Linked DNA regions of Homo sapiens: region 1 is linked to region 2. Evidence: read pairs that join two places in POLR2A ChIA-PET (ENCODE). Cell type or tissue: OCI-LY7. All regions are shown on one strand. Each heading gives the region's core, and the rest is flanking DNA. Links, peaks and the distances in the headings are about the cores only.

The links. ChIA-PET counts read pairs that join two places held together with the same protein. Peaks named below come from ENCODE experiments on the same cell type or tissue, not always from the same donor. Only the 100,000 strongest peaks of a DNase experiment are listed, where the experiment ranks them.
Region 1: POLR2A ChIA-PET joins it to region 2 with 5 read pairs; 1 of 35 experiments calls an interaction of 5 or more read pairs at or near these places.

The regions. Positions count from the first base shown.
Region 1 is chr12:10,382,163-10,393,231 of GRCh38, forward strand. KLRC4-KLRK1 (KLRC4-KLRK1 readthrough) reads right to left here. Exons shown (of 13, transcript NM_001199805.1): 6 at 9,673-9,729; 7 at 6,609-6,713; 8 at 4,741-4,848. The coding sequence starts at 6,648. KLRK1 (killer cell lectin like receptor K1) reads right to left here and starts at 7,879. Exons shown (of 8, transcript NM_007360.4): 1 at 7,781-7,879; 2 at 6,609-6,713; 3 at 4,741-4,848. The coding sequence starts at 6,648. All of the region lies in intron 3 of KLRK1-AS1 (KLRK1 antisense RNA 1), which reads left to right. In OCI-LY7, for the core only: CTCF peaks have their summits at 7,453 and 7,657; a DNase peak (open chromatin) is centred at 6,662; H3K4me3 peaks cover 3,798 bases; H3K27ac peaks cover 3,976 bases.
Region 2 is chr12:9,733,793-9,744,861 of GRCh38, forward strand. It overlaps a transcript of CLECL1 not described here. Among named protein-coding and RNA genes, the nearest start is that of CLECL1, 6.2 kb to the left of the region's middle. RefSeq lists a cis regulatory region at 6,647-6,899 and enhancers at 9,418-9,487, 9,508-9,577. In OCI-LY7, for the core only: no CTCF peak of the experiment used is centred there; DNase peaks (open chromatin) are centred at 6,739 and 8,149; H3K4me3 peaks cover 1,998 bases; H3K27ac peaks cover 4,334 bases.

The DNA.
Region 1 (11,069 bases), core at 3,623-8,622, 650 kb after region 2:
AGCACTGGTCTGGGAGGCTGTGGACAAACAGAAAACTTTCCAAACCCAGAGAAAGATATGAATAACCAAATACCGGAAGGTCAAAGATTAGCAAGCAGATTCAACCCAAATGAGATCACCACAAGACATATAAAATTTAAATGTTCAAAGCTCCAGACAAAGTGAGAATTTTAAAGGAAGCAAAATTTAAAAAGCAAAATAAATATAAAGAAGCTTCAACACATCTGTTAGCAGACTTCTTAGCAGAAACTTTATAGGCCAAGAGGAAGTGGGGTGACATATTCAAAGACCCAAGGAAAACAAAATGCCAACTGAGATACCGTACCCAGCAAAACTATCGACATGATGGAGAGAAAAAGTATTTCTCAGGCAAACAGAAGTTGAGTGAATTTATTACCACCAGACCTGTCTTACATGATATGCTAAAGAGAGTTTTTTCAGTCAGAAAAAAAAGAACACAAATGTGCAATAAGAAAACATTTGAATGTATAAAACTCACTGATAAAAGTAAGTACACAGACAAATTCAGAATATTCTAATACTGTAATTGTGGTGCCTCAACCACTCAGATCTTATGAAGACCAAAAGACAACTCTATCAAAATAATAGTAATTACAATTTATTAAGAGATAGTCAATATAAAATGATGTAAATCCATACAAACATAAGTCAACATGTGAGAGGAGATGGAGTTAAAGTGTAGAGTTGTTTAGTTTTTTCTTTTGTTGTTTTGTTTTTCTTTGCTTTGTGATCAAAGTTAAGCTGTCATCAGTATAAAATAATTGCTATAAGCTATAAGATGTCCTTGTAAGTCTCACAGTAACCACAAAACAAAAACCTATAATAGATACACTAAAATGAAAATCAAGGAATTAAAATACACTGCCAGAGAAAGCAACTTAATCACAAAGGAAGACAGGAAGAAAGGAAGACTTACAAAACCACTAGAAAACAAGGAACAAAATGGCAATAGTAAGTTCTTACATACCAATAATAATATTAAATGCAAGGGGGCTAAATTCTCCAAGTAAAAGACATAGAGTGACTGAATGGATTAAAAACAAAAAAAACCAAACAATATATTGCCTACAAGAAACCCACTTTGCTCATAAAAACACACATAGACTGACTGTATAGGGATGAAAACAGATATTCCATGAAAATGAAAACCAGTAAAGAGCAGGCACAGCTATACTTAGATAAAATAGACTTTAAGTCAAAAAGAGTAAAAAAGAGTCAAAGAAGACCATTATATAATGACAAATGGGTCACTTCAGCAATATAATATAGTATTTATAAGTATACATATGCACCCAATATTACAGCACTCAGATATATTAAGTAAATATTAATAGATCTGAAGGGAGAAATAGATGAATACAATAAGGGCAGGGGAGTTCAACAACACATTTTAAGCAATGGACAGATCATTCAGGCAGAAAATCATAAAAGAAACATCAGAGTAAAACTATAATATAGACCTAATGAACCTAACTAAATGTACAGAACATTTCATCCAACTGCTGCAAAATACACATTCTTCTTATCAGCACATGGAACATTCATCAGGACAGACCATATGCTAGGTGATAAGTCTCAAAACATTTCCAAAAGTCAATATTATATCAAGTAAATTTTCTGACAACAATGGAATAAAACTAGAAATTGATAACGAGGAACTTTGGAAACTGCACAGATACATGAAAATTAAACAACATGCCTTTGAACAAATAAACAAATTCAGTAAAGTTTCAGGATCAAAAATCTGCATACAAAAATCAGTAGTGTTTCTATACACCAATAACAAACTGGATGAAAAAGAAATCAAGAAGTCAATTCCATTTGTAATACCTACAAATAATAAAATACCCTGGAATAAATTTAATCACACAAGTGAAAGACCTCTACAATGAAAACTGTAAAATACTGATGAATGAAACCAAAGAGGATGCAAAAAAATGGAAAGACATCTCATGTTCATAGACAGAAAGAATATTGTTAAAGTAATCATATGACTCAAAGCAATCTACAGATTCAGTGCAATTCCTAACACGATACCAGTAACATTCTCTACAGAAATAGAAAAATATCTTAAAATTTATATGGTACCACAAAAGACTGAATAGCCAAAGCAATCTTGAACAAAAATGAAGAAAACTGGTGGCATCACGTTACCTGACTTCAATATATACGACAAAACTACAACAACCAAAACAGTATGGCATTGATATAAAAATAGACACCTAGACCAATAAAACAGAATAGACAACCCAGGAATAAATCCATGTATTATAGCCAACTGATTTTTCCAGAAAGTCACCAATAACATACACTGGGAAAGGAGAGCCTCTTCAATAAATGAAGCTGAAAAAACTGGATATCCACATAGAGGAATGAAATTAGACCCTCATCTCACACCATATACAAAAATCAACTCAAAATGGATTAATGACTTAAATATAAGAACTGAATCTATAACACTACTAGAAGAGATAAGAGAAACACCACAGGACATTAGTCTAGGCAAAGATTTTATGGGTAAGAATTCAAAAGTACAGGCAACAAAAGCAAAAAGAAACAAATGAGATTGTATCAAACTAACACACTTCTCTACTGCATAGGAAACAATTGACAGAGTGAAGAGACAACTTGTAGAATAAGAGAAAATACTCGCAAACTATTCCTCTAACAAGAGACCAATATCCAGAATATACAAGGAATTCAAACAACTCAACAGCAACAACAAAAACTGATTTGAAAATGAGCAAAGGATCTGAATAGATATTTCTGAGAAGATATACAAATAGCCACAGATATATTTTTTGAAATTCAACATCATTCATCATCAAGAAGATGAAAATCAAAACCACAATGAATATCATCTCACCCTAGTTAGAATAGCTATTATTTAAAAAGACAAAAAATAACAAATGACAGTGAGGATGCAGGGAAAGGCTAATGTTTATACAATTTTGGTGGGAATGTAAATTAGTATAGCCATTATGGAAACAGTATGGAGGTCCCTTAAAAAACTAAAAATATAACTACCATATGACTCAGCAATCTGGGTCTTTCTCCAATGGAAAGGAAATCAGTATATTGAAGTAACGTCTGCACCCCCATGTTTATTGCAGCATTATTCACAATAGCCAAGATATGGAATTAACCTGTGTCCATTAACAGATAAATAGCTAAGCACACACAGACACACACACACACACACACACACACACAGAGGAATACCATTCAGTCATAAAAAAAAGAATGAAAAGAATGAAATCCTATTATTTGCACCAACATGGATGAGTCAGAAGTACATAATGTTACGTAGAGTAAATCAGGCATGGAAAGATAAATACCACATGTTCTCACTCATATGTAGGAGATACAAACTTTTAGCTCACAGAAGTAGAGAGTAGAATTGTGGTTATTTAAGGCTAGAAAGAATAGGGGGGAGGAGAAGATTGGGAGAGGTTGGTTAATGAATACAAAATTACAGCTACATGCGGGATTTTTCTAGTGTTCTATAGCACTGTAGGGAGAGTACTGTTAAGAGTAATTTATTGTATATTTTCAGATAGCTAGAAGAGAAGGTTTTGAATGTTCCCAACACAAAGAAGTGATAAATGTTGAGGTGATGGGTGTGCTAATTACCTTGATTTGGTCATTAGACATTGTATAGTTGAATGGAAATATCACTGTATCCCATAAATATGTATAATTATTACATGCCAACTAAAAATAAACAAAAATTACCGTTCCCCTTAACTACATATTAAAAATACATTTTAAAGAAACTATAATACACAAAATATCCTATGAATTTTTTTTTTTTTTTTACCTAAGACAATATCCTGGTGATTAGTCCTCATGGCGTATAAGGATACCAAATTTATAAATAGCTGCATTGTATTTCACTGACAACTCTGGACAGATCTAATTTTTGACGGACTGTCAATTTTTTTTTCCAGTGGATATTTAAATTGTTTCTTAGGTCTTGCTATGAGAAATAATGATACATTTCATACCCATCTGTGCATATTTTTGAGTCTCTCTCTGGGATAAATTCCCACAATGATAATTGTTGAGGGAAAGGGCATGTGTGTTTTAAATTTTGGTAACAATTGAATATTTTAGTCCAAAAAGGGATTTTTACATATAGCACTTTGCATTCCTTAAATTAATTCTTGTAAAGAGATGCTATTTGTTAATAATTTGTTTCTTAGTTTTTAATAAAAATTGATAAGTGAGGGTCATCTGTTGTTTTCCTTTTCATACAAACTATATAAAGGTCTATTACCAATAATATTCTGCTTTGAAAAAAGTCATTGGAGAATATATCTTCTTCACTGAACTCAGAAACAATTCTATAAATAATAATCAAGCTACCACTTCTATAATGTTTAGGAACATATCTCTGGAGGGTTTTTAAAATATCTTTTCTCTTCTCTTTTTCATTTCTATTTAGTTTTCTTTTCAGTGATCTCTTAGAAACTCCTGCCTCGATTATATTATCATGATAATAAACTCATCATTTTTTAGGGCGTGACAATATTCTAAACTCAATAGCTTTTAATACCATAATTTTATTATATATTTTAATATTATATGAGAGTTCATGTTATTCCTGCTTTCCTCATGAAGATAAAGTCAACTGAATGATTGCCATTCATTTAATCACATAGTTTCCAAGATTCATTTCAATATACTGAGAGTAGACAAATGGAACATAGGACTTACCATTTTCTCTACATTTGCTTTTGACTACTGGACATCTTTGCTTTTGCCATCGTGTTGAAAAATCACTCTTCTTCAGATCCAAGTTATAATTATGAAATTCACTCATCTCTAGAGAAAAAGAATTCAGGCTTATATGAGTCATGGCCTTTCTGCCATTTGGGGCATAAATTTTAAAAATTCAGCTTGCCATTTCCATCTATGTACTTCCCCTGACTATCCTTTTTAAAGTACAACATGAACTTACTTTTGTTTTATAGTACTACATTATTATGTTTACACTTTACTATATAAATAAAACTATATTTATGCCATGGAAAGTACCCTTAGCAAAATCCTATATACTATTAAAATTAGTTAATTCGTAATGTATAATGAAACCTAACATTACCAGAAAGGGACTTGGTTAGTGAAAAGGCAGATGTAGGGAGAAAGACATGTATTTAAATCACAGATCCACATATACAAACTTGATAACTTCACAAATAACCTAGCTTTTGCATCCCAGTTTTCCTAATTTGCAAAAGACGAAAGAAATAAAAAAGAAAAGGATACTGTCACAATCCAGTATGGGTATTTTAAAAATAAAATAAAAATATAATGAACTTAGCATCAATAACATCAATCATTTAGTAAGCTTTTAGTAAATAGCAGTGTGTCTAATTTTCTTCTTTTCTTTTTTTTTTTTTGAGATGGAGTGCAATGGCGTGATATTGGCTCACTGCAACCGCCGCCTCCTGGGTTCAAGCGGTTCTCCTGCCTCAGCCTCTTGAGTAGCTGGGATTACAGGCTTGTGCCACCATACCTGGCTAATTTTTGTATTTTTAGTACAGACGGGGTTTCACCATATTGGCCAGGCTGGTCTCGAACTCCTGACCACAGGTGATCTACCCACCTCAGCCTCCCAAATTTCTGGGATTATAGGCATGAGCCACTGTGCCCAGCCATCTAATTTTCTTTATAATGAAGGACATACATAGGCTAAAATAGTGGGGTCTAATGATTTAGAACAAAGACAGATAATCTTGCCTCTGAACAAAATACCTAAAGAATCATTTTGCTCTCTTGAAATATTAATTATTTACTGATGATTAATATTTACTTAAAAGCCTTTTTTAAACTTTTATTTTTGGTTCAGGGGTGCATGCGAAGGTTTGTTACATATGTAAATTCATGTCACGGGGGTTTGTTGTACAAAAGCCTTTTATAAATTAAATGATAATATGAATTATATTTTATAGGTAAAATTAGACATTGATTGCGCATGTAATACCTAACTCAGTTATTTTACATATGGAGTAAAGAGAGTAGGTATCACTTTATGGATGAAGAAATTGAATGCTAGAGATGGCCAAAATCATAAAGCTTATTTAATATAATGTTACCAACTGTGAATAAGTTATAAATTTATAAACACCTTTAGGATAAAAAGTGCTTTAACATACATGTCAGTTGATTTGAATATTACACAAATCTAAGATAAATATGGAATGTTTCATGCCTGTATTTGATAGAAAAAGAAACTAAACTAAACTACACAGAGGTTGCAAATTGACCCTTCAAATCTAGAGAGCGGTAAAAGTTTGAGTAAAATTCAAGTCTGACTCCACATCTATTTCACTATTTCAAGCTGTCCCAAGTTGTGAGCGACTTTACCATAATATAGTTAATAAAATAAAGGGAAAAAAGTTTTTAAGTTTTGGAAGACTTGATTTAAAATACAATATGAACATAACATGAAATCAACATAAATAGAACATGAAAAGAATCAGAGTAAATTGCTTGCCTATGCCTTATATGCTTGTATGAAATTCTTGGTATCTTAAAATTGTATAAAAACAAAACTACACACTTATGTGGTAAAAACATACCCCAGCTGTGTCGAGACCTCCGACCACGAATCCACCCCATCAAATACTTATAAGTGCACGTCTACCGCAGAGAGGAATCTAAAGTCTTCAATGCACAAAGGATTCCTGAATAAAATAAAACTGGGCATTTGTTTTTTGTTCTCTTTCCCGTGGTGAGATAAAATATTTTGAATAGAAAAGTAAAATGCAGAAACTTTTCCCCTGTGCATGCCTTTAAGAAAAGAATAGAAATGACAATTCACATAAAGCCAGGCAAAATTAATTTTATACATTTCTCTTGGTTGTAAAATAATCGCCAATTACTTCAAAATGTCATAACAATATAATGAACCTATTAATTCACCTACATTGAGATATTTAATACCAATATTTTACTTTACTGATATTAGATAACAACACACCCAGTTTTCTGTTTATAGTCGTTTATTGCTTCTTGGCCTTTTAGCTAAGATCAAGTGTTTCCAGTTGTTTATTTTATCTGGCAATAATTTAGTTTTCTTTCTGCAAGCTAAACTCAGGTAAGTTATATGCACTTTTGTTGAATGTCCTTTTCTAGTGCATTTTAATCCAACGTGCCCATATCATCATCATCAACAAATTATCATCACCATCATCATTAACAAAACTAATCTCACATGTTTATATAGTAACATCTTAGCAATGCACAGCAGAGCTTCCAGAAAAAACCATTTAATAAATAAGCATAGTGCTTAGATTTCAAAAATAAAAGCTATTTCATATTTGATTATGATAGTTGGAAAGCACAGATATAACTTGTTTCACCTTGCATGTAAAGATGTGTATCAAAGGTAAGTGCCCCCTACAGCATCAGAAAACTCAAAAATTTGACAATTTAAATTGAATCTCAATTCTTCTCATCCTAAATGTAAAGATTCATTTTTCTAGTTTTGCTTAGAGACAAGGCTTCTTCTTATAGTAATATTACAACTTCTGATTCTTCAATAAGTATATCCTAATTACCTATCATCAGATACAGTGATAGAATATACATCAGAAATGATAAGCATTCCGTATCCTCAGGAGTTCTATTCAAGCATCTAAGAAACAATTAGAATTACCTTATAGTGTAAATATTTTTATTTTTTTGAGGTTGAAATATAATTTCTCATATCTTGAATAATAAACACACACACATACACACATACACACACCTGCTCAGAGAGGGAAGATCTTGATTCTTGTGGATAAAAGCCTTCTATAAAACTAGAAAATTTAGATATGTCCTCAGTTCCTGATCTAGAATTGAAAGTGGAGATACTTAGTGAATTTCTATCTTTGAGAAAGATGTGACAAATATTATAATCTCATCTTCCTGTGGAAAAACATAAACCACAGTACTTCCGCCTTATCACTACAAAAATATTGTTAATTTGGTAAAAGAGTTAAGACCACCCATTGTTGGATAAATGTTAGGTTGGTGCAAAAGTAATTGTAGTTTTGCCATTATTTTAAATAACATTTTAGGATTTGAAAATGATGAATTTAAATGATGCCATTTAATCCTAAATATTTTAGAGATTCAATTCAATTCCAGTTAATACCTCAGGTTTTGTTGTAGAACTTACAAAGCAGAATTCTACATGTACATTAAATTACAAAAGTCAAGACTAGGAAAGTCACAATTGAAGATGAAGAAAATGTGGGAGCCTTGTTTTACTAGATAGTAAGACCTATGTTAAAACCGTATTAATAAAGGCAAAGTGGCATGTGGGGCATAGATAGACAAATTGAGAAGGGTAAAAATACAGACAAGAAAAAGTCATGTGCATAGATTAAAAAATATAAGGTAACATTGCAGATAAAGTGGGAAATTAGCTCCTATTCAATAATTTGTCCTGGGTTACTATCACACTGGCCTTTAAGTTACAAAAAATTAGTCCTGGGAATTTTTAAATTTTAATATAAAAAACATGAAATTGCATCTCTGTCATATCTACATCATATGCAGGAGAATTAGAAACTTAAATATATACCCCAGTATACATAAGAATAATATATGAATTGATACCAATGAACAAGATAAGCTAAATATATATTTTATGTTTATTAATTTAAAATACTAACATAAGACATCATATAAAGTAATATAAGATGAACACATTATAACATTTTAACAAAAACCAAAGCTATTAATCTTAAAACTCTGAAATATAAGGAAGGAAAACAGCTTTCATGTGGTGATGTGTTAAAGTTGGACAATAAATTTATTCAACATTTTTTTTCTTTAGCGAATGCTATTTGCTATGCACTTTTCTAGATCTTGAGAATGTCAAAGTAAACAATCCAAAAGAAAGTTTTTGCCCACATGGAAATTAATTACTTTTTTTTTTTTTTTTTTTAAGAGATGGAGTTTCACTCTTGTTGTCCAGGCTGGAGTGCAACGGGGCGATCTCGGCTCACTGCAACCTCCGCCACCTGGGTTCAAGCAATTCTCCTGTCTCAGCCTCCAGAATAACTGGGATTACAGGCATGTGCCACCACACCTGGCTAATTTTTGTATTTCTAGTAGAGACGAGGTTTCACCATGTTAGTCAGGCTGGTCTCGAACTCCTGACCTCAGGTGATCCTCCTGCCTCAGCCTCCCAATGTGCTGAGATTACAGACGTGAGCCACCACACCCAGCTGGAAATTACTTTTTAGTTTAGGTGATATAAAATGAATAAGTATAAAACAAATTCAAAATTAAACAAGATAGGTGAATATAAAACAAGTTGAAGAAAATATGTTATTTTCTGACATACCAAGATTCTTTTCAGCTAATCAACATTTTCTATTAGCTATTTTATATAGTAAAAATAGATCTATATAGAGGAAATATAGGCTGATATTTTCTAACAACTACATTTTAACAAATATTTGGTTTTTGAAAGGAAATGAATAAATGAGTAAATGCAGGCTTTTTATGGGAAAAACCTGAATCACAATTTCCTGAAGAGTTATTTTTATATATGTAGTTTTCGATTGAATAGAGATTGTCTCTTAAATACAGAATTGAGAAAAGGGGGATAGGAATAGGATAAAAAAGAACATTTGAATATCCTACCTATTTCGTTTAGTTCAAATGGCAACTTACAGCCAACTGGGAAGTCCCCACACATACCTAAAAGAAGATTTCTGAAATAAATACCATGATAAAGCTAAGCACCAGGGAGAGTTTTATTGTCATATATAAAGGTCCCTAAACCAACTGACAGAGTGTGGAAAGGATTCTTAAAGAAGAAAATTCTAAAATGGGTCCTGTATGTCGGGTTAAAACAATTAGTTAGATAAAGAAATAGTATGTTAAAACTCCAATTTCTTTCTCAATGTTGAACATACACTCACTTTGCTGTAGTCATGATAGTAAACTTATTGGGGATTTGCTGGGCATTTGTACTGGTTTATTCTATGTGAATTGCAAAAGGACATAGCATAGTTTTCAGATAAAATACTTTCTAATAAGTGAAATAAAACCAACGCAATTAACTTCTGCAGAAAGAATAATTTGACTATAAAAGTACCTGAACAAACTTCATATAGACGTATCTATATAACTTTCAAAAACTATTGTTAGAAGAAAAATTACAATATTTTGCAAACAGCCTGGGCTCAAGTCATTTGAGAACATCCATCACCACAATAAACTATTTAATTACTTTCATTAGTTGAGAAGAGCCAACAATCAACCGGCCTTTTTGGTCAGTAAGCTAACTCGCACTGTGGCCTCAGAAAACCCTTCTCTTCTGGTACACAGGAAAGACTTAACACGCAGCCAACTTGTGGTTAGAAACAGAGTGCTTGGCAGGTTGCTGGCTTCAAGCTGTGACACTAAAGCTGGATGTGGTCAGAGGCGTTTACTGGACGCTTGCCCAAATATGAAAGCTTAAGATGTGCAGCTATTGCCAAGCAAAAATTTTGTAATCTTGACCTTTTGGTAAATGTGTTTGAATTGACAAAAGACATGTCAAAAAGGACAAATTTTTAAAATTCACATGGACAATAAAGAAAATAAAAAGGAGTGGAAGAAATAGAGCTGAGTCTTTGGATATGCAGGGGCATCTATGGCCACACCACCATGATGCATCCAGTCTCGTCTGGACACGCATGGGCATATTGAAGCAGAAGTGAAATGATGACTAATGTAAAAGTAAAAAAGTCTGCAAACATATTTTAAGAAATATGTATATATATATTTTCAGAACCTATTTTCCATTCAGCTAGGTATTAAGTACTGGGCTACACATACTGACATATAATGTTAACTGGTGTATTGTAATTATATGAACTCAAGGCAGAGATTCCATAAATCTGGAATTTATACTTTGGGGAAAAACAGGTCATCATCTTGGCAATTAATTAATTTTCTCTGGCACAGCTTCCTAAGCCAGGAATGATTAAATGATTTTTTTGCCCCATCTCAGTTGAAATTTTGTATAATTCTAAAATTTAGCAATTCAATTG
Region 2 (11,069 bases), core at 3,802-8,801:
CTATTTCTTCTAAAATTCCACTAAAATTGAATTAAGTGAATAAAAATTTGTTAGTCTAAAACAATAACACAAAGGCTCAGGGTCCTATTAGTTGATGAAAAATTTCAACTAATTCCTGGAAAATGGAGAGTAGATGGAGATGTGATCATTGATGAAGAAGTAAAATCAGAGAAAAATGCAGCCAACACCATACAGAGGGAAATAATGGAGGAGAGCCTAGCTACCTGTGAAACCGTCATAGGACATAGAAATGTCAGATATGAAAAATGGCAGGATCCATTAGCTTATGACTAGTAGATTAACTGGAAATCTGCATATGGAAAAACTGGTTTTTTCAATACCCACTCAAGTGCATTCTGCAGAATTAATCTAAACTGCAGTCACCCCATCCCTACCCCTCATCCAAGAAATTTAACTTAGGTTAATTAAATAACTAGAGAACAGATCCTGGCTTTGTGGCATTTAGGGATCCCTCCTATAAAGACCAACTTCTGACCCTGGATGAGGCTTGAGCACCGACCTCTGTCTCTTAAGACTGCATGACACTCTCTCCCTTTTCTGGGCTGTTCCAACTGTTTGTATGTGACTAGACAATACCTACTACATACATGAAAAACTGACTTTTAGAGGTTTTATTATCTGCAGGTGGTTGCATAACCAATAATTTTTTTTTTTTTGAGACGGAGTCTCACTCTGTCACCCAGGCTGGAGTGCAGTGGCGCGATCTCGGCTCACTGCAAGCTCTGCCTCCCGGGTTCATGCCATTCTCCTGCCTCAGCCTCCCGAGTAGCTGGGACTACAGGCGCCCGCCACCACGCCCGGCTAATATTTTGTATTTTTAGTAGAGACGAGTTTCACGGTGGTCTCGATCTCCTGACCTCGTGATCTGCCCGCCTCAGCCTCCCAAAGGCATAACCAGTACATTTTAAGAGTGATAACTGAGTTCTAAGTCCATGCCATAATTCAACTATGCTGTCTAGATTTTGAGGGTAAGACTCACATTTTATTATTTTTATTTTCATCACTTAGTTTTGTGTGAAACATAACAGCCGCTCAGTAATTATGTGTTGAATTACCAAATCAGTTATGCTATGCTGAATGTTATAATTAGGCTATAACAGTTTTCCAGAATGAGAATAATCATTTTTCACTAAAAAGTAGACTTTTATTCATATGAAAAATATGACTGATGGGCCGGGTGCCCTGGCTCATGCCTGTAATCCCAGCACTTTGGGAGGCCGAGACGGGCGGATCATGAAGTCAGGAGCTCGAGACCAGCCTGGCCAACATAGTGAAATCCCATATCTGCTAAAAATATAAAAAATTAGTCGGGCGTGGTGGCGTACGCCTGTAATCCCAGCTACCTGGGAGGCTGAGGCAGAAGAATGGGTTGAACTTAGGAGGCAGAGGTTGCAGTGAGCTGAGGTCGCGCCATTGCACTCCAGCCCTGGAGACAGTGCAAGACTCCGTCTCAAAAAAGAAAAATATGACTGATGATCTAGTCATATAAAAGTAAAAAAATTACTAGCATGTAGAGTATTAAAAGAGTGTTAAAAAATTAGGGTAAGTATGTCAATTTCTGCCATGAAAAAGGCAGCTGGGATTCAGCAGATCAATTTTGGGAATAGTGCAAACTGAGTAATATTCATTTTTTCAATCCATAAATACAGAATCTCTCCTTTATTTAGATATTCCTTAATCTATTTCAGAAATGGTTTGCATTGTTCACAGAATAACTCTTACACTTCTGTTATTAAACTTATTCTTTATTTTATTATTTTTGATGTTATTGTAAACAAAGATTTTTCTAAATTTCATTTTTGGATTGTTCATTGCTAGTCTGTAAAAGCACTATTACTATTTTATATTGATTTTTATCCTGTAATCTTGCTGAACTTGTTTATTACCTCTAATTTTTATTGCTGTTGTGAATGTTTTAGGATGACATGATATGCAAGATCATGTTATCTGCAAATAAAGACAGTTTCACTTCTTCCTTTCGTATTCTTGTTTTATTCCCTTGGCAAGAAACTCCAGCATGATGCTGAATAGAAGAGGTGAAAGCAGATCTACTCCATCATTTTCACCAATATCATCCCCAGGTTGGGTTATCAAGGACTGGCTTTGCAGCATCAGGGCAACGAGTCCTTGTTATGTACAGCGCAAAGACTTAGTTAATGAATTCAAAATCACTAATGTTTATTTTTACACAGTTCTTTCATATGCGATATATATATATATATATATATATATTTTAATAGTTTAGACGGAGTCTCCCTCTGTCGCCCAGCCTGGAGTGCAGTGGCGCGATCTCAGCTCACTGCAAGCTCCGCCTCCCAGGTTCACGCCATTCTCCTGCCTCAGCCTCCCGAGCAGCTGGGATTACAGGTGCCCGCCACCACGCCTGGCTAATTTTTTGTATTTTTAATAGAGACAGGTTTTCACCATGTCAGCCAGGATGGTCTCGATCTCCTGACATCGTGATCCACCCGCCTCGGACTCCCAAAGTGCTGGGATTACAGGCGTTGAGCCACCGTGCCTGGCCTATATGTTATATTTTTTTTTAACAAAGGTTATCCTATTATATTTTCTCTCTGTGTTAGACGTGCTTAAATTAAAATTTACATGTGTATTGATGGACCACAGGTCATATCCAAATCTGACTTAGACACAGACACATAATTGTGAGATCCTGGAGGTGAAGATAAAGACAATAATTGCACAGAAGTATATTTCTCTTAATGGAGGGGCTTCATGTTTATTTATGTATATGTTTTCAGTAGTGGTTTGTGTCATTAAGTTTTTGAAAAGGAAGGTTTTTTTTATATTTAGTTTGAAAAGAAGAATGTGCTTACATAGCCAATACTAAATGCAGTCATAAAAGTGTTTTAACATCTTTGTATGTTTGTTTCTTCATTTCTGTCACTTCATGGTACTTTTTAAAAATTTACACAGTTACTTGTTATTGTTCATATCTTCTGTTTCTTGGCATGTTGAATAATTCCTGATTAGATGCTGGATATTATGATTTATGTTTACAGATGCCTTGATGTTGTGGTCTTCGCTTAAAGCATGTTATGTTGGTTGTCTTCATTTAAAGACTATCAGGCAGTTAATTTACCTTACATGGAGATAAGTTTCATAATTTTGAAACCTGTTTTTAATTTTTGCTACGTATGAACTCATCTCACCTCCTCTTCAGGGATAGTTTATTCCTGCTACCAAGGTCTGATCTTTCTGAATGGCCCTGGTGATTACTGATGACAGCACAATAAGAGATTAAGTGTTAACAGCATTAAAATGTCAAAGATGCGGAACAGACAGTACAGTGTACTAAAAAATTAACGACATTTTGGGGGAGGCTAAGAAAAAGGAAGTTGTGCAGTTCCAAAAAGAGGAAATATGTTCTAAAATAAAGAGTAAAATATTAACTTAAAAGAAATCAGTAACTTCAAATGTAGATTTAAAACATTGAGGTTTACACAAAAGTGGAGGTACCAGTATTCTCTAGCTAGTAAATGATATCAAAGGTAACTCAGAGACATTTAGTTGTAAGCACATAAATTTGCTTAAGAGAGTTTTGTTAACAAAGACAAGTTACATGGGAGAGAGCAAAAGAGAGAGAACAGTTTTCAGTAATTTGGCTGGAAAGAGTTTTATTGTTCTTATGTACCTGAAGTATAGTTGGACTGAATACAAAAGTTGAGATCTGTTATCAGATTTCCTCTGAATTTTAGTTGCACTTTCTGCCAGATGACATAATTGTTAAAAAACACAATATGATTTTGATTTCTGATCCTGTGTCTGAGGCCTAACTTTTCTATCTGGAGACTTTCAGAATCTTGTATTTATTCCTACAATTCTGAAATTCTGCAGTGAGGTGTCTTTTAAGTCTATTTTTGTCCTTTCCATGGGGCATTCAATGTGAAGCTTTAAACAGGAAACTCACACCCTTAGCTTCTGAGAAATTTTTTTATACTTATTTCCTAATTTTCCTCGTATCTTTATTCTAATGTCTTTTTTCTAGCATTCCTTTTAGTGAAATATTAGTGCTCTTGGGTTGATATTCTACTATTATTATACTTTTTCTTTTATCTCTTCCTCTTTAGATTTTATTACCTAGGAAATTTCTCAAGTTTTTCCTCCACCCATTTTATAGAATTTGTTTTTTTATTTTCTTATAATTTTAATTTTCAAGGATTATTTCTTGTTGTGATCTTTTTTATAGTTTACTCTTTTTGTTTAAGTGATATACTATTTTCTTTCCCCACACCTGAGATTATGAATTATAAGAATATTTTAAGTCTTTCTTTCATTTTTACGATCAATTCTAATTTGAACTTCATCTTATGTGTACTTGTTTTGATCTTTTTTTTTTTTTTTTTGAGACGGAGTTCTGCTGTGTTGCCCAGGGTGAAGTGCAGTGACAAAATCTCGGCTCACTGCAACCTCCACCTCCCAGGTTCAAGTCAAGCGATTCTCCTGCCTCAGCCTCCCAAGTAGCTGGGATTACAAGCACGTGCCACCACACCCAGCTAATTTCTTTGTATGTTTAGTGGAGATGGGGTTTCACCATCTTGGCCAGGCTGGTCTCGAACTCCTGGCCTCAGGTGATCCGCCTGCCTCAGCCCCCCAAAGTGCTGGGATTCAGGTGTGAGCCATCGGGCCCGGCCTGATCTCTTACTTTTATTGGAGACTTTTCTAAATATCTAGTAGTCCTTAAGTGTCTAACAGCATGCAAGACTGAGGTACTAAATAAGCGAAGGGAATTTCTGTGTCTGGGATCAGTGGACATCACTGGATGTTCAGGCAGAAGTTATTTATTTCTTCTTAATCTCAATATTTGTAGGTCTTTATTATGAAGCAGGTCAGTTTTTTCAAAGAGAAATTCTCCAATTTTCTTCTTGGGTGCCTTAAGCCTGATTGTCGAGGATATTGAAGTCAATTAGGAGATGTCAAACTGTGTCCGGACTTGGTGGGTTCTTGGTCTCACTGACTTCAAGAACGAAGCCGTGGACCCTCGCAGTGAGTGTTACAGCTGTTAAGGTGGCGCCTCTGGAGTTTGTTCCTTCTGGCGTTCGGATGTGTTCGGAGTTTCTTTCTTCTGGTGGGTTCGGGGTCTCGCTGGCTCAGGAGTGAAGCTGCAGAACCTCAAGGTGAGTGTTACAGCTCCTAAGGCAGCGCGTCTGGAGTTGTTAGTTCCTCCCGGTGGGCTCCTGGTCTCGCTGGCTTCAGGAGTGAAGCTGCAGATGTTCGCGGTGAGTGTTACAGCTCACATAAGCAGTGCGGACCCAAAGAGTGAGCGGTAGCAAGATTTATTGCACAGAACAGAAGAACAAAGCTTCCACAGCGTGACCGAGCGGGCTGCCACTGCTGGCTTGGGCAGCCTGCTTTTATTCTCTTATCTGGCCCCCACCCACATCCTGCTGATTGGTAGAGCCCAGTGGTCTGTTTTGACAGGGTGCTGATTGGTGCGTTTACAATCCCTGAGCTAGACACAAAGGTTCTCCACATCCCCACCAGATTAGCTAGATACGGAGTGTCCACACAAACGTTCTCCAAGGCCCCACCAGAGTAGCTAGATACAGAGTGTCGATTGGTGCATTCACAAACCCTGAGCTAGATACAGAGTGCCTATTGGTGTATTTACAATCCCTGAGCTAGACATAAAGGTTCTCCACGTCCCCACCAGACTCAGGAGCCCAGCTGGCTTCACCCGGTGGATCCCACACCGGGGCTGCAGGTAGAGCTGCCTGCCAGTCCCATGCTCTGCGCCCGCACTCCTCAGCGAGTCGTCCTCAGTGGTCGATGGGACTGGGCGCCGTGAAGCAGGGGGCGGCGCTCATCGGGGAGGCTCCGGCCGCACAGGAGCCCACGGAGAGGGTGGGAGGCTCAGGCATGGCGGGCTGCAGGTCCCGAGCCCTGCCCCGCGGGAAGGCAGCTAAGGCCCGGCGAGAAATCGAGCGCAGCGCCGGTGGGCTGGCACTGCTGGGGGGCCCAGTACACCCTCCGCAGCCGCTGGCCCGGGTGCTAAGCCCCTCATTGCCCCGGGCCGGCAGGGCCTGCCGGCTGCTCCGAGTGCGGAGCCCGCCAAGCCCACGCCTACCCGGAACTCCAGCTGGCCCGCAAGCGCCGCGCGCAGCCCCGGTTCCCGCCCGCGCCCCTCCCTCCCACACCTCCCTGCAAGCTGAGGGAGCCGGCTCCGGCCTTGGCCAGCCCAGCAAGGGGCTCCCACAGTGCAGCGGTGGGCTGAAGTGCTCCTCAAGTGCCACCAAAGTGGGAGCCCCGGCAGAGGAGGCGCCGAGAGCGAGCGAGGGCTGTGACGACTGCCAGCACGCTGTCACCTCTCAAAAGCAAGTCTGTTATTCAGAATTTCAATTAATTCCTCTGTCTTTAGTAAAGCACGTCCTCCCTTAGCCTTGCCTAGAGACTCTTACTCTGAATTCAGGCTCCTTTTGGTTCAGTAATGCCAGGCAATAAACTTCCAATCTTCAGTAGACATACAGGGTTGCCGTTTGGTTGTTCAAGGGGCTCCTTGTATATATTTTCTACTAATTCCCCAGTTTTCCCCCATATTGAACCCATACGGTATTAGTTTTTTATTGCTAAATAACAAATTACCTTAAGCTTTGTGGTTTAAAACAATGCACATTTGTTATCTCATAATTTCTGTATGCCAGGAGTGTAGGCATGGCTTGGGTAGGTGCTACGCTTCAGAGACTCACAAGGCTGCAGTGAAGGTGTTGGCTGTGGCTCTCATCTCCTCTGAGGCTCATCTGGGGAAGGATCTGCTTCTAGGCTCACATGGTTGCTGGCAGCATTCACTTCCTTGTGGGCCATCAACTGAGGGCCTGAGTTTCTTGATGGCTACTAGCCAGAGGTAGCCCTCAGTTTCTTGCTGTAAGGACTTTCCCGACATGGCACCTTGCTTTCTCAAAGCCAGCCATGAAAAGAGTCCCCTCTGGCAGACAGTTATTATAATCTTAGGCACATTCCATTCCATTCATGTAATCATGCATATACCATTACCTTTGCTGTATTGTATTGATTAGAGGCAAATCACAAGTCCTATCCACATTCAAAGAGAGGAGATCACACAAGAGCTTGAAGACCAGAACACGGGGATGATGGGAGCCACCATAGAGTCTGTGGTGCATAGGGTCTCTGATGCTTTAGCGTCCAGGGAACTATGGCCTAAGTTACTGAACATAGTCCAAACTTTGTAGACATTTCTCATCTATGCCTAGTTGCTCCCAATCATTTTTTATTCTATTAAATGTTTTTATTAATATAATTTTTACTGAGACTTTAGAGAAAGCAGAAACAAATACATCTGTTGAATATTACAAATGTACCTGAAAGTACCCTATTGAATTTTTAGGTAGCCTTTGTTAGTTTGAGAATTAAAACAAAAAAACTTCACATCTATGAGAAAAAAAATCAGATATATTACTTTTAATGTTTTATTGAGTTTTCTTAAAGAGCAACCTAATTTAGAATATTAATCAATGAGTTTTCAAGGCCACTTGATATATACATGCCAAAAAGTTTCCATTCAGAGAAACATCGGGTTAGATTTGTATTAATAGATTAATTTTTATGAAATTTCATACAAAATTTATAAGATTTATATTGAATGTGTTAATTTATGTGGAAATATTCATATGAAAGTAGCAATCTTAATTTACACTAAACTTATAAATACAGTTTGATGATTTGATTAGCTAAAAGCTAACATTTACTAAGAACATTGTGTGTGTCAGGTATTGGCTCATTTAAGTCTTCTGGTATCACAACTGTAGGAGCTAGGCACCTTTATTATCCCATTTAAGTGCTGATGAGGAAAACAAGGTACTTCACTCAAAGTCACACAGAAGGATAGGAGTTGAGCAGAAATTTGAAACCAGATTACTTGACACCAAAGCCTATAAATACAATGGTTAAACTATATTGCTTTCCCTGAAACTGGAAGTTGAGATTAAAAATGATGTCCTCCCTTCAGGGAGCTGATTTTCTAGTATGTCAATAAGTAAGTAATTTACTGACAATTGATATACAAAACAAAAATGCCCCAACAGAGCACGCATGAGATTTTACCGCAGCCCACAGGTGCATCAGAGAGGAAGTGCCACTTGAAATAAGATGTTACATTGACATAAATAAGCATTTAGTTTTACTAAGAAACAGAGATGATGAATCAGTGGTCTAACCACACTGAAATGGGCGGTGAAGAAGCATTTTCAGGTTTTGCAGCAATTTGTGTTAGGCTGGTTTGTCTTTGTCATTCTAGGGTTTTAAAAAACTTCATACAAATGGAATCACACAATCTCGTGATCATTTATGTTTGGCTTCTTTGCTTATCAGTAGGTTTCTGATATTTGTTTGTGTTTTTGCATGTGTAACGGGTATAGTGCTTCTTGTATGGATGCTGCAACATTTATCTATTTTATAGTTGATGGACATCTGATTCCAATTCAGGGCTATTATGAATAAAACTGCTATGAATATTGATTCCTGTCTTTGGGTGCACATACATGTTTGTTTCTATTAACGAGTGAGTGGAATTCCTGGTTCACAGAGTATGCTGATGTGCAGCTTTAGTAGAGATGACCAAATTAAGATGGTTATTAATTTGAACTTCCTTCAGGTTTATGAACATTTCAGTTGATCTAAATTCTCACCAACCTTTGGTATTCTCAGATTTTATTTCTGTTTATTTCTTTAAAAATTTTAGATATTCTAGTTGGTGTGTAGTGACTCCTTTAAGTTTTTTCATTTCTCTGATGACGAATTTGAGTGTTTTGATAAGCTTTTTTGCCATTTTGGTGTCCTTTTTCTGGGAAATCACTTCTGTAGTCTTTTTCTCACTTAAACATTTGTTGTTGCCTGTCTTTTTAAACCGATTCATGAGTTTGAAAACTCTCACTCTCCCATTCTTTGCTGAGAGACTTTGCGTGCACTTGGGGGCACACCCTGGACCCTCAGCAAGCAGTTCGCTGTGCTGTTCCTTCACTTCCTGCACAGGCTGAGCTTCGAGGTCAGCCAGAGGTGAGAGCTTAGGTTCTTCTCAGGTAACTCCTGAACCTGTTTACAGCCCTGTACATTCACACTGCACAGGCTGAGCTTCGAGGTCAGCCAGAGGTGAGAGCTTAGGTTCTTGTCAGGTAACTCCTGAACCTGTATACAGCCCTGGACATTCACACTGCCCTGTGCTTTTGCACAACCTTCAAGATTCCAAGAAATATGTTGGAGATTTTGAAGCCTACTATAGACATCTCATTTCCAGTTTTTTTTTTTTTAAGTTTTCATCAGCTCTTTGTCTCAGTTTTTATTATATTGCTGCCTCCGGAAGTTAAACAATTATCCCTGGTGTTTTTGACAAACACCCTCAGAAATTATGGAAAGAGTAGACGAATTTAAATAGTCTGGAAGTGAGTAGGCAAGCTTCAGCAACAGTGCAAGCTGGAAGAAAAGGAGGTGTTCTGCCAGTAGGGGGCCCTGTGTGATTGAAGTTGCCATAAACTTTGACAAAAATGAAACCAGGCATTCAGCTTTAAATATATATATAATTTGAGACAGAGTCTCTCTCTGTCACCCAGGCTGGAGTGCAGTGGCAGGATCTCAGCTCGCTGCAACCTCCCCCTGCCAGGTTGAAGTGATTCTCTTGCCTCAGCCTCCCGAGTAGCTGGGATTATAAGCACCTGCCACCACGCCTGGCTAATTTTTGTATTTTTAGTAGAGGTGGGTTTTCACCATGTTGGCCAGGTTGGTCTCAAACTCCTGACTTCAGGTGATCCACTCGCCTTGGCCTCCCAAAGTGCTGGGATTACAGGCATGAGCCACCATTCCCATCCAACGTCCTATATTTTTGAGTGTCAAAATACGTCATGTTTTTCCAAAGTGTCAGATTGCCTGGCTGTGAAGCGTAGATCTGAAATTTAAAGACTTCCGGTAAAGCAATTATTTGTGACTTGGTTTTGTTACATATTAAATGAGATATTAGATCTAAGTCACAGGGCCGTTTTGGAGATTACATGAATTATATGTAAAACATTTAGTGTCTGGCATATAGAAACACTATAGAGATGTTATAATTATTGTCGTATTTTAATCATCCTTATTGTAATTACCGCCATCTGGTACACACTTTGTTACTTTTATTATTTTGGTGCTTTGGATAATACAGGGAGCAAGAGTGCTAAAACTTAGCAAAGTAGTGTGGGTTGAAGACCACATCATACAGAACCAGCGATAAATCAACAAGATATGACCAGTGGAGCAGACTGGAGCAACAGTTAAGAGAGAGAATTAATAAGCAACAAACAAGTTTTTAAGTACCCTCTGAGAATTCTCAGGATTACTCAGAAAAATATATTTTTAAAGGCAGAATGAGACTTCAAGTTATTTTATTTGGCTATTACAAAAAGTGTGGATAGCTTTTTTATTACAAAAAGGGTATTACCAACCCTCTTTCCACTGAGGACAATTGGAGAGTCTAGACAAAATGTTTCAAATCGTTAATTTAATTTAATTTAATTTTTTAGACTGGGTCCCACTCTGTCACGCAGGCTCAAGTACAGTGGTGCAATCACAGCTCACTGCAGCCTCAAACTCCTGGGCTCAAGCAATCCTCCCACCTTGGCCTCCCAAAGTGCTGGGATTACAGGCACGAGCCACTGCACTCAGCCTCAAACCATCATAAAGGCATCAATGAAATTACATGCTATTGAAAAATAAAACAATACTAATCCAAGAGATAACTGAAACCCAGAAATAAGAGCTGCTTTTCCAACAGAAAATCTTACAGATGAAAAAGCTAAGGAGTCAAGCAGGGCTCTTGGCAGTCTTCGGTGCTAGAGTAACTCCAGTCTCCAAGTAGGGGTGGGATGAAAAAATTAATAGTTCTAGTTAGTTCACCAAAAGCTGCACCCCAGACAAAATCTTCCGATCTTGACATCATTGGCACTTTGAGTCATATTATTCTTTCTTGCAGGGGCTGTGCAGCGCATCGTAAGATGTTTGGCAGCATCCTTTACTTTCATCCCGTAGATGCCAGTAGCCAGCCTCTT